2 separate regions of the Homo sapiens genome follow, and region 1 is linked to region 2. The links are chromatin contacts, found by Hi-C or POLR2A ChIA-PET in ENCODE. All regions are on one chromosome and are shown on one strand. Each heading gives the region's core, a stretch centred on a gene start or an enhancer-like site at or near the end of the contact. The rest is flanking DNA. Distances are from core to core; before and after follow the strand shown. Region 1 overlaps RPS6KC1 (ribosomal protein S6 kinase C1). Region 2 holds the start of TRAF5 (TNF receptor associated factor 5).

What was found. Hi-C counts contacts between places; a loop is a spot of excess contacts on that map. ChIA-PET counts read pairs that join two places held with the same protein, here RNA polymerase II (POLR2A). Pooled maps may share reads with other maps.
Region 1: a map with no recorded cell type shows a loop between it and region 2 (6-fold over the local background). The contact joins the enhancer-like site here to the promoter of TRAF5 in region 2. A Hi-C loop is called at or near these places in 1 of 37 single-sample maps with no recorded cell type and 1 of 50 pooled maps. POLR2A ChIA-PET finds 5 or more read pairs at or near these places in 1 of 52 experiments (GM10248).

What each region holds. Positions count from the first base shown.
Region 1 is chr1:213,066,683-213,072,039 of GRCh38, reverse strand. It overlaps RPS6KC1 (ribosomal protein S6 kinase C1), which reads right to left. Exons shown (of 15, transcript NM_012424.6): 2 at 999-1,034. Among named protein-coding and RNA genes, the nearest start is that of RPS6KC1, 18 kb to the right of the region's middle. RefSeq lists an enhancer at 1,300-1,599. Within about 2 kb of position 1,484, at least 2 of the 41 ENCODE cell types and tissues checked have a DNase peak (open chromatin) inside an H3K27ac peak, as active enhancers do.
Region 2 is chr1:211,325,467-211,330,909 of GRCh38, reverse strand. TRAF5 (TNF receptor associated factor 5) reads right to left here and starts at 4,077. Exons shown (of 11, transcript NM_001033910.3): 1 at 4,021-4,077. RefSeq lists enhancers at 590-649, 4,213-4,602, 4,872-5,373 and a silencer at 3,783-4,152.

The sequences.
Region 1 (5,357 bases), core at 235-2,734, 1.7 Mb before region 2:
AATTGAGCAGGGACTAAAATGAAAATAAATCAAGAAACATTCAAAGCAGCAAGCTCCTCAGTAAGGATTCCTAAAGATACACAACAAGCACAAAGTAAATACAAATAGAGAATTCCACAATTTTAAGCAAAACATAACAGGCTGGTACCATTATAGAAAGAAGGAAAAAAAATGAAAAAATGCACAGAAGAATCTGCAAAAGAACTTACTAACTTAAAGTTTAAAAAAAAAGAAATATCTATGCCTAAAGCAGTTTTCCAAGATGTCAACATGTCAATTCAATCTAAAAGTGAAAGTAGGCAGAGACCCATAATTTACTGTTAGAATCTTTAAAATAAATATTAGTTACCAAATACTTTTTATTACACAGGCATTATGATCTTGAAATGGGTAAATAGGGGCCCTTAAGTGATACTGAAATCTTGTAAACACTAGTTACCAGAACAATGATCACTTAGTAAACAGCACCATAATTCATTAAATTCTTATTTATATAACTTAACACCTACTAAAACTTAACAATTACTTAGTAGGTCTCAAATAGGACACTTCAGCTACTGTTTTGTGAAATGAAGACAATCTTCACGCAAACATATAAAGACTGATGTACAGGCCAGGCACAGTGGCTCACGTCTGTAATCCCAGCACTTTGGGAGGCTGAGGCAGGTGGATCACCTGAGGTCAGGAATTCGAGACCAGCCTGGCCAACGTGGTAAAACCCCATCTCTACTAAAAATACAAAAATAGCTGAGTGTGGTGGCAGATGCCTGTAATTCCAGCTACTCGGGAGGCAGAGGCAGGAGAATCACTTGAACCCAGGAGGCAGAGGTTGCAGTGAGCCGAGATTGCGCCACTGCACTCCAGCCTGAGCAACAGGAGCGAAACTCCGTCTCAAAAAAAAGAGGTTGATGTACAAATGATTCAGGCAATTTCCTCAAAAAAGCATTTAGTTAAATTTTTATCAAATACATAAAATAAAATCTTCATATAAATGTTACCTCCTGGACATCCTCTGGATTTCTTCGTGAAACAACCTAAAACAAAACATACATAGAAATCTCTAATCATTATCAAAATTTAAGATTTCATATTTGTATAATTAACTTCCAATAGTATTTGTATGAAAAATTCAATTTGCTTAAAAAAATAAACACTATATCATTTATCCAAAACTCAGCTATATAATAACTTCACTATCTGAAATTCATACTGTTAAATCAAGTTTAACCTAAAGTTACCTCCCTTAGGCTACATATTTTAAGTTTGGCCTAAAAGTTTCTCTGTACATAATGAAAGAGAAATAGATATGTAAATAGATGTGTAAAGACTGTAACCTACTCTGGCGCCAATCACCAAGTTTTGGCCAAAGAGAGCCAACTGTTCAAACAGTGTTCAAATAAGGCAAATGCTTAGTTGGAACCAATACAGCTGTTTCAGTTTCCTTTTCTGTACATCACTTTCCTTTTTCTGTCCATAAATCTTCCACCACATGGTTGCGCTGGAGTCTCTCTGGACCTACACTGGCTGAGGAGGCTGACCAATTTGTGAATCATTCTTTGCTCAATTAAACTCTGTTAAATTTAATTTGGCTAAAAATGTTATTTTAACAATACTAAAAATTAAGCAAAAAAACAGCTAAAAGTAAGTCCACATGCTAAAGTTCATATATTCACTACATTCTTAAGAAAAAGCATCTGGCCTTTACTCTTACTTAATTAACATAATTCTAACAAGTTTGTTCACATCTCCCCTTCCCAGCAAGCCTATATACAAATTAGAAGCATAAAAAGCAGCTGCACTTAGGCAAAGTGTACAAGGGATCTCCCTACATTATTTCTTACAACTGTATATGAATCTACAATTAGCACAATAAAACTTTCAATTAAAAAAAAGCAGCTACAATGCTCGGACACAACATGTGAGAAGTATGAGAAGTAATCACTGGCTACCTATGATGAAGAAAACAAAAGTAATATAAATTATTTACAAACATTCAGGGACAAATAATCCTTCTATCAATACTCCCTAAGCAAAGAGGAAAAGGAGAGATTCCTTCAGACTTCCCTGATGACAAAGGCCAAAAAGTCTAACACCAGGTAAAAAGATTTTTTTCACAAAACTTTTGAAAAGGCTAGGTGTTTAAATCATCAAACAGCATCCTAAATTAGGAAAATCTCACATTAGATTACATAATACGGTACCATCCATGTAAGTGTCAAATTAACGGTTTTGAAGCTACAATGGTGTATTTTGCAAAAATAAACAAAAAGATAAATCAGGCTGTTCTGCCTATGGAGTAGCCATTCTTTATTCCCTTACTTTCTTAATAAACTTGCTTTCACTTTAAAAAAAATTTTAAAAAAAGATAAATCAAACACACATTAAAATGGTTGCCTAGGAGTGTGAGGAAGAAAAGGGTCTTTGATATCTAATGACAATACACCATGAACTAGGGATTATAATCCATTCAGCAACACCCCTAAAGTCCAAAATAAGAACAAAAAATAGAGGATGTAAAGTCAGACAAACCTTGGTTCAAATTACAGTTCCTCTTACAGGTTTGATCTCATCGATAAAACGGAGATAATACTAACTGCCTGGCCTGGCTGTTGTGAACAACAAATAAGGACACAGCAAGAACTCTATAATTTAAAAGTTTCCTGTCCCCTACCAGACAGGTTAACCATTGTAAAAGGTCCCACCTAAGAATTCCAGAGAACAAATATCTTGCACTCTATTCTCCAACTTTCAGAATATATAAACTTGGTGAAATCTTGTAGTAATTGTCATTAATTTATACTACAGTGCTATGCAATAGAACTTTCTGTGATAACGGAAAAAAAGGTTCTCTATTTGCAGTGTTCAACACAGCCACCACTAGCCACATGTGTGTGGCTACTGAGCCACTGAAATATGGCTACTTTGAGAAACTACATTAATTTTATTTCATTTAAATTAATTCAAAAAAATTTTTGTATTAAAGAGACAGGGTCTCACTCTGTCACCTAGGCTAGAGTGCCATGGCATGATCATAGCTCACTGCAGCCTCAAACTCCTGGACTCAACTGATCCTCCCACCTCAGCCTCTTGTGTAGCTGGAACTATAGGCACACCACAGTCGGCATACACACACACACACACACACACACACACACACACACACACATATATACACTTTTTTTTTTTTTTGGTAGAGATGGGGGTCTCCCTATGTTGCCCAGGCTGCTCTCAAATTCCTGGGATCAAGCAATCCTCCCGCCTCAGCCTCCCACAGTGCTAGGATTATAAGTGAGAACCACTGTAAGCCTTAATTTAAATTTAAATCAAAATAGCTACATGTGGTTAATGGCTACCAAATTAGACAACACAGATTCAGTATAAGAGACTATAACAGGTAACTAACAACTATACATTATTCAAATCTTTGATTTTAGCTATTACTTTCAAATACCAGCCTGTCCCCTCACACACCTTTCCAAAAGTATAGTATTTCACATAGTATGACTAATTTTGCTTCTTATAAGTGTTTCTTTTTTTTTTTTTTTTTTTTTTTTTTGAGACAGAGTCTTGCTCTGTCACCCAAGCTGGAGTGCAGTGGCGCGATCTTGGCTCACTGCAACCTCCACCTCCTGTGTTCAAGTGATTCTCCTGCCTCAGCCTCCCGAGTACCTGGGACTACAGGCATGTGCTACCATGCCCAGCGAATTTTTGTATTTTTAGTAGAGACAAGGTTTCACCATGTTGGCCAGGATGGTCTCAATCTCTTGACCTCGTGATCTGCCCGTCTCAGCCTCCCAAAGTGCTGGGATTACAGGCGTGAGCCACTGCGCCCCGCCGTTCTTACATTTTTATGAAATGTATTGAGAAGAAAAGTCATGGATAACCAATCCACTAATAATCCACCCCCCAAAAATAGCACATGATCACTCACAGCAAGGTCTATTCAAATGTACTTTAAATTTCACAATTTATGTTTTTCTCAGCTTAATACATTTCCTGAATTTATAAATATATTCAGATATCTTAAGTATTTTAAATAATCTTCCTTAATATAAGCAAATGATCTTTTTGAGACAGAATAACTTATTTCTTAGTTTGGTGTACATATTAGAAGTACCACATTTTGGTTTTCTTCAGATGAGCCAGTCCTGGAAATCAAATACATGTGTACTGCATAAACAAAAACACATTAGCCATCCCCTAACAATAGCCACAATATTAAAACCATCTTATCAGAAATAACCAATTTGATTATTATTTCTCAGCCGTCCTCTTAGTGGTTTACATACATCTATGTGCTGGATTACAATGGTGAGCAAGTCCCTTTCCTCCTGGAGCTCATAGTCTAGTGGTACACAGTGGTGGGGTGGGAGGGGAGTGCAGAGTGAAGGAGGGTGTATTTCCCAAACATATTTCCATACCTCAGATAACAGTAGAGTGCTAAGCAAAAGATTGGGAAACACTTCATCCTAGATCCTTCCCATGACACTGAATCCTCACTGTGCAGAGCAAAGTGGCATCCCAAAAGCAGTCAACCAGTCATGGTTTAGTGATGTAAGGCTCTTAATGTCTTCATGATAATAAAAGTGAAACTGACCCAATGGTCCCACGGACAGTTTTTTTGGATAAACATGGAAACTGACCCTTCTGGTATTAAAGCTTGAAACTTAACATTTGTTTTATCAGAGTTCCTTCTTCAGGAAAGGGCCCTCAGGCCTCTCAAAAAGTATTAATATTGTGAACCCCGAATATCTGAGACAGGTCTTAGTTACTTTAGAAAGTTCATTTTGCTAAGGTTGAGGATCCGCACCGGTAACACAGCCTCAGGAGATCCTGACAACATGTGCCCAAGGTGGTAGGGGCACAGCTTGATTTTATACATTTTAGGGAGACATAAGACATGAATAAATACGTGTAAGATGTACACTGGTTCAGTCCAGAAAGGTGGGACAACTCGACGTGGGGAGGGGGCTTTCAGGTCACAGGTAGTTAAAAGACAAATGGCTGTATCCTTTTGAGTTTCTGATTCGCTTCTCCAAATGAGGCAATCTGGTATGTATTAATGGTTATCTCAGTGAGCCGAGGGGTGACTTTGAAGAGAATGGGAGGCAGGTTGGCCCTAAGCAGTTCCCAACTTGACTTTCACCTTTAGCTTAGTTATTTGGGGGCCTCAAGATTTATTTTCCTTTTACAATATTAAATAAACTGAAATTCACCAGATCACTGCATCCAAACAATGAGATGCCAGACCTCTCATCCATCACAATTGCTTCCTTAACCCTCTGTAGTTCCTGTTTTCCCATAGATAATCACATTTTCTCCCTGCTATATAAACTCCTAATTTTAGTCAGTCAGGG
Region 2 (5,443 bases), core at 2,828-5,327:
AAGTCTTGGGAATGGCCAAGGGCTCAAGGAGAGAAGCACAGAGAATTGAAATCCAACCTGAGGACCCAGCCTTGGCCCCATACCTGCACTTGCAGGACAGAGGAGGATAAGAAGCTGGAGGTCAAGGAAGGGAATGCTGGTGGGGACGGTGTAGCAACCTCCAAGGAGATAAGTAATAGCTGCAGCGTGGGCTGGTATGGGCTGGTGACTGAGGAGTACCAGGTCCTGGAAACCTACACAGGACAATCAGAGCAGCGCAGCAGGTGCACGGTGCCGAGTGAGGAGCGAGTGCAAGAGCTGTCCACTCTTTACAGAAGCTTGTCAGTGAAAGAAAGAGAAGAGGGACTGGGGAAACATGGAGTCTTCTTACTAACAGAAAACTCAGCTTGTGGGGGAGGGAAGAAGTCTGTGGGAGGGAGGCAGGGAGGGAACCTGCCTCAGAGGGAGGAGGAGAGAGCTGACTTGGGAGTGTACGTGGAAAAGGTACTCTCGCCTTGTTCTGGAGGAGAGCACTTTCTCCTTGAGAGAAAAAAAAAAAAAGCCATGGAAAAAAATTCAGGAATGTTCTGAATTGGTAAGGAGGGAAGTTGATGGAGCCTGTGGTGTCAAGAAATGAGACATGGGGCTCTGCTGAAAGTAAGTGAGATATCCTGGGAGGGCACTCACTGGGCTCTGTCACTTAATACTGGGTCTCTAAGACCTGCACATCACACGGATACTGCACAGTGTACAGACCATTTGCATGTATACTGCTTTTGCTACAGCACGATCCAAGCATGCACCACCACCTGCCTCCAGGTACAAATATGCAAAATGTGCTCACCACTGTCACTGTAAACAGACTGAGTTCCTCTGTCAGGACTAATGAGTACTTTCACTTTTATCTCCTGCCTGGTCCTCCAAGCCACTTTCTCACAAGATAGGACTTGCTGGAGGCCATATGGGTCAAGGCTGCTGAGTGATCCTTCAAATAAAGCTTTCCTCTGGGCAAGGCAACAAATTCATGCTGGCCCACTCCTGGGTGGTGGCAGCGGCAGCAGCAGCAGAGGCCTGCCAGCTCTGAGGACTCCCTCTGCCCTGCAGCGTGTTCTCCTCTGCCCCAACACACACAGATACTCACTTGCTACACCTCTGCTGGAGCTAGAACTCCTATCCAGAATCCCAGAAAAAGCCACAACCTGGGCAGAAAAAAGCTCTTCAGAGACTGAGTCAGACACTGACCCCTGATCAGTGACAAAGGTGTCAGGCAGCTTTTGATGACTGTCTCGCTGGTTCTCTCATCCTCCTCCTGCCCAGAATCCTGGCTTCCTTTAATTAAGATACTATGGGAAAAACACAGGAATTGGAGAAAGAAGACTTGGGATTAGGTCCTGCCCCATCCCTACATGCTGTGAGGTCTTTCAAATCACTTCTGAGCCTCAGCTTGCAACCAGGTAAAGTGGAAGGAATAGCATGTGCCTCTCCCTTCTCCTGAGGAGGTAGTGAGAAGTTAATCAGATGAGATGGGCTTCTCGTAAGCTGTACAGTGTTATTCTAATTTCTGGATTTAAGCAAGTCCTGCTGGGAGCTCAACCTCTCTCTGCCAAGCCTACCCAGCACTTGTTCCTGGCAGCTCAGACCCCAAGGGAGACGTACCCTGAATGAATTCAATTCGATTCAGCAAACATCTGTTTAGGCCTACTCTATGCCAGGTTCCAAGACACACATGAAAACAGACAAGGGTCTTGCCCGGAGTTTGCCTGGCTAGGCAGAGCTAACAGAGTGGATGTCTGTTCTTGTGGTGGTTAGGCCAGAGTCTCCAGCAGAACTTGCTCCATGTTGCTGGGGACAGACCACAGAGGCATTATCAGAATCTGGGTCCCCTTGCTGACCCCTCAGACGGAGGAAGAGGTGGGCAGATATGGCTCTCTGAGAAGCCAGGGTGAGGGGCCTGGAGCAGGGGAACAAGACACCTCAATGCTCTGATCCTGGTCCAGCAGTGGAGCTCAGGGAGCTATTTACCGCCTCAGTGCTTCACCCTCACAATCTGAGAGATGTAGAGAATAAGCCTGCTCTAACTCATGAGGGCGTCATGGAGGACGAAATGAGAACAAAACGACAAGAACAAAGAGAAAATGCTTTGCAAAGGAACGAGCTTTACAAACAAATAATTATTTTTCCTTCAAGGTCCTCCCCAGTAAAGCTGAGCTAATCAGAGGAGGTTTGTCTAAGTACTGAGGTGCCTTTCCCACTGCAAGCCTAACAAGACTGACTCTGAGGCATCTAGCTCCCCGACTGTGCAAATCATCCCCACTGAAACATCCCAGTCCCTATCGTCAGGACGTTCAGTGGACGGCAGCTCTTTTCCACACTCTTTCCATCGCCCTACTACCCAAGTCCAGCGGGCTTGCTGCTGACAGAGGGAAATACCACCATCCTACCCTGCCCGTCACAACAGGCCTCTCAGCCCAGAGGCCGTGGGAGAAGTCGCCTTCTCCATCACTTCCCATGTTCCAGATGCTGGCTCAGACACTTTCTCCTGCCTCTGTCCAGGAGCCAGGGATCTGAGAGGTGATCCATTCCATAGAGTTACAACAAAAACAGTAACTGTAACAAAATCAAAAACCTTTACAGAAGCTAGGCGTTTTCCACTTCCATCTTACATCCATCGTTCCTGCAGCAATTTCTGTCTTTCTAGTTCAAATTAGAGTTAGGGATGGAAGTGTTTCCACCCAAACCATCAATTACATTAACACCCCTGTTTTCAGCTTTGTGAGTACATAAGGCAGAGCAGCTGCACTGGGATTTGAGAGTTCCTAGCCCAGCCTTTTGCTGCCTAAAATTATCTCGCACACACCCAAAACTGTTCTATTTCCAGAAATGGTTCAACTAATTTCTTTGCATCTCAGGTCTTCCAGAGCCCTTTTAAAATGCAAGTATCTCTGGAGGAAATAACCATATTCCACTGGCCCCAGCCCAGTTCTCACACAGCACCTGCCCAATAAATATTTACAGAATTAAACTGGTTACCAGATGCCTATCCTCACAGGAGGTGGGTCAGAGCCCAAGGCTATGGAGGGTGGGGGCTGCAGGGGCAGCCCTGGCAGGGAGCCTCGCCTGGTTTCACCAACCTCAATGCTCGCCTGAGGCAGCTCTGCCTGCCACAGCGAGATAACTGAGTTCTCATGAAAGTAAATCTGAAATACCCAAATATGGAAACTTAGCAGAAGGAGGCCGAATGAGCAGAGAAAGTCGGCCAGCCAGAGTGGCCCAGTGGGACCCGCAGCAAGAGCGTGGCCCCGAAAATTCTCAGAACCACCAAGACCCTGCAGAACAGGAACAAAGTGGAGACCATCTGGTACGGAGAACTCAGAATCTGCGAATTCTCTGGGTGCCTCTGGGCAACTCCTTCCACCTCTCGGAGCTTTGGTTTGCGTCAAGGTTCCTTAGAGCTCGCCTTCTGGGGGAGGGGGGTAGCTGCTTTCTAAAGGAAGACGCGCAAACGAACAGCTGGTAGAGGCTTCCATTCCTTGCAATCCTGAAGTTTCATTCTGGAGTTGCTTTGATTGGAAAGCCCTGCAAAGGTGGAGAGGGTGCCTTCGGGTGCGGAAGGGGGCCAGGGCCTGGTTTGCAGTGCGGATGTGCGGGACGTGCCTGAAAGTCCTCCCCGCCAGTGCACCCCGACGGAACCTGGCCCCTCCGGTCCACAGCCGCCCTCTGGACCAGCTCCCCAGCTTTGGACCCCCAGTCTCCGCCCTCGCCACACCTCTCCCCGGCTAAGAAACCCGCTCCGCACCGCTCCCGCTGTCCCCGGGCCGTCGGCGGTCACCTGCCCCGCCGGTCTCCCGCAAGCCCGGGCCCCTCCGCCTCCCCCGGCCCAGCCGCCGCCTCGCGCCCTCCCCGCCGGTCGGGGACCGGCCGGACGCCAGCAGGCGCTTTCGGTTTCAAAGTAACTGGGACGAGATGAAAAGCGCTCGTCGGTGTCCCCACCCCGGCCCTTCCGTCGCGAGGGTGCCCAGGGCGGCGACCCGCCGGACTCACGTGGGGCTCGGCGCGCGGGCTCCGCGAGGCCGGTCTGCAGGCGCGGCTGCTGCTCCTGGCTGCGGCCGGCGGCGGCGGCGAAGCGGAGGCGAGGCCTGGGGCGGGGCCGGGGCGCGGGCGGAGGGGCGCGGGCGGGCGCAGGGGAAGAGCGGACGCGCAGGAAGGGGTCGGGAGGAGGCTGAGACCGTCATCCAGGCGGTTGGAAAGCTAACCTACCCGCTTCAGAACCGTTAGTATCTACAAGTCCAGTCATCTGATTTCCCTCACGTGCGTCTGAATTGTGGCCGTCTTGCTCTTCCGTCAGGCACAACAAGGCTCAGCCCGTCCTCTCCTGTGTTGACCCATTTGCTCAAGGCCTTGCTTGAGATCTGGCTCAAATCAGTCCTTCCTGGACTTTCCTTCAGGGTAGCACAAATTTGCCAGCCCTCCTCTTGCTGTTGGCCTAACACCAGCAATCTCTGAGAGTTGTAGAGCTCCCCGGTTGGCTTCCCAAACATCTCCTGTGGTCCTCAAAACAAGCTGGTGAAGTAGGCCTGGTCATCCCCATTTTACAGATGAGCTGTCTGAGGGCCAGAGCAGCAACGTGGAGTGACGTACCCAAGGTTAGACACGCTCAGCAAGCTCTGCAGCTGGAACTTGAATCCAGGTCTGCTGTCTGCCTGTCTCTCTCCCTCTCTCTCTCTCTATACGTATTTTTTATTTTATTTTATTTTTTGAGACGGAGTCTCGCTCTCACGCCAGGCTGGAGTGCGGTGACGCGATCTCGGCTCACTGCAACCCTGGCCTCCCAGGTTCAAGCAATTCTCCTGCCTCAGCCTCCCGAGTAGCTGGGATTACAAGCATGTGCCACCACGCCGGGCTAATTTTTGTACTTTTAGTAGAGACGGGGTTTCACCATGTTGGTCAGGCTGGTCTCATCTCTTGACCTTGTGATCCGCCTGCCTTGCCCTCCCAACAGGCGTGAGCCACCGCGCTTGGCCTGCGCACTCTTAGATACGGGCTCTTTCTTACAATATATTCTCTCCAAGGGCAATACATTCTATATAAATGAAATGGACCAAAATTCCAATTCTATCTAGATCCTTTACTTTCAGTTAGGCCACCGTGGGAAAAGTACTTAACTGCTCTGAGTTTCAGTTACCGTCCTCGTCAATAAAAGGGGAGAATAATACACACCTTGGGAGTCAAAAACTCAGATGTGCACAGGAGCTCGGCAGGAAACATACAGGAGGGAGGCAGAGGTTGTGGTCATGGAGAAAGGAGGGAGGCGCTGGTGCACTAAAGAGCAGGTGGAGGATCTAGTGGAGCAGCCACCACCCAGTGCCAGCCTATTGTTACCTGATCTCTTATTTCTCCAAAGAGCCAGAAATCCAGATCCAAACCTTTTTTGGTTGGTGAGTTAGATGAACCGCTCCGTGGGGGA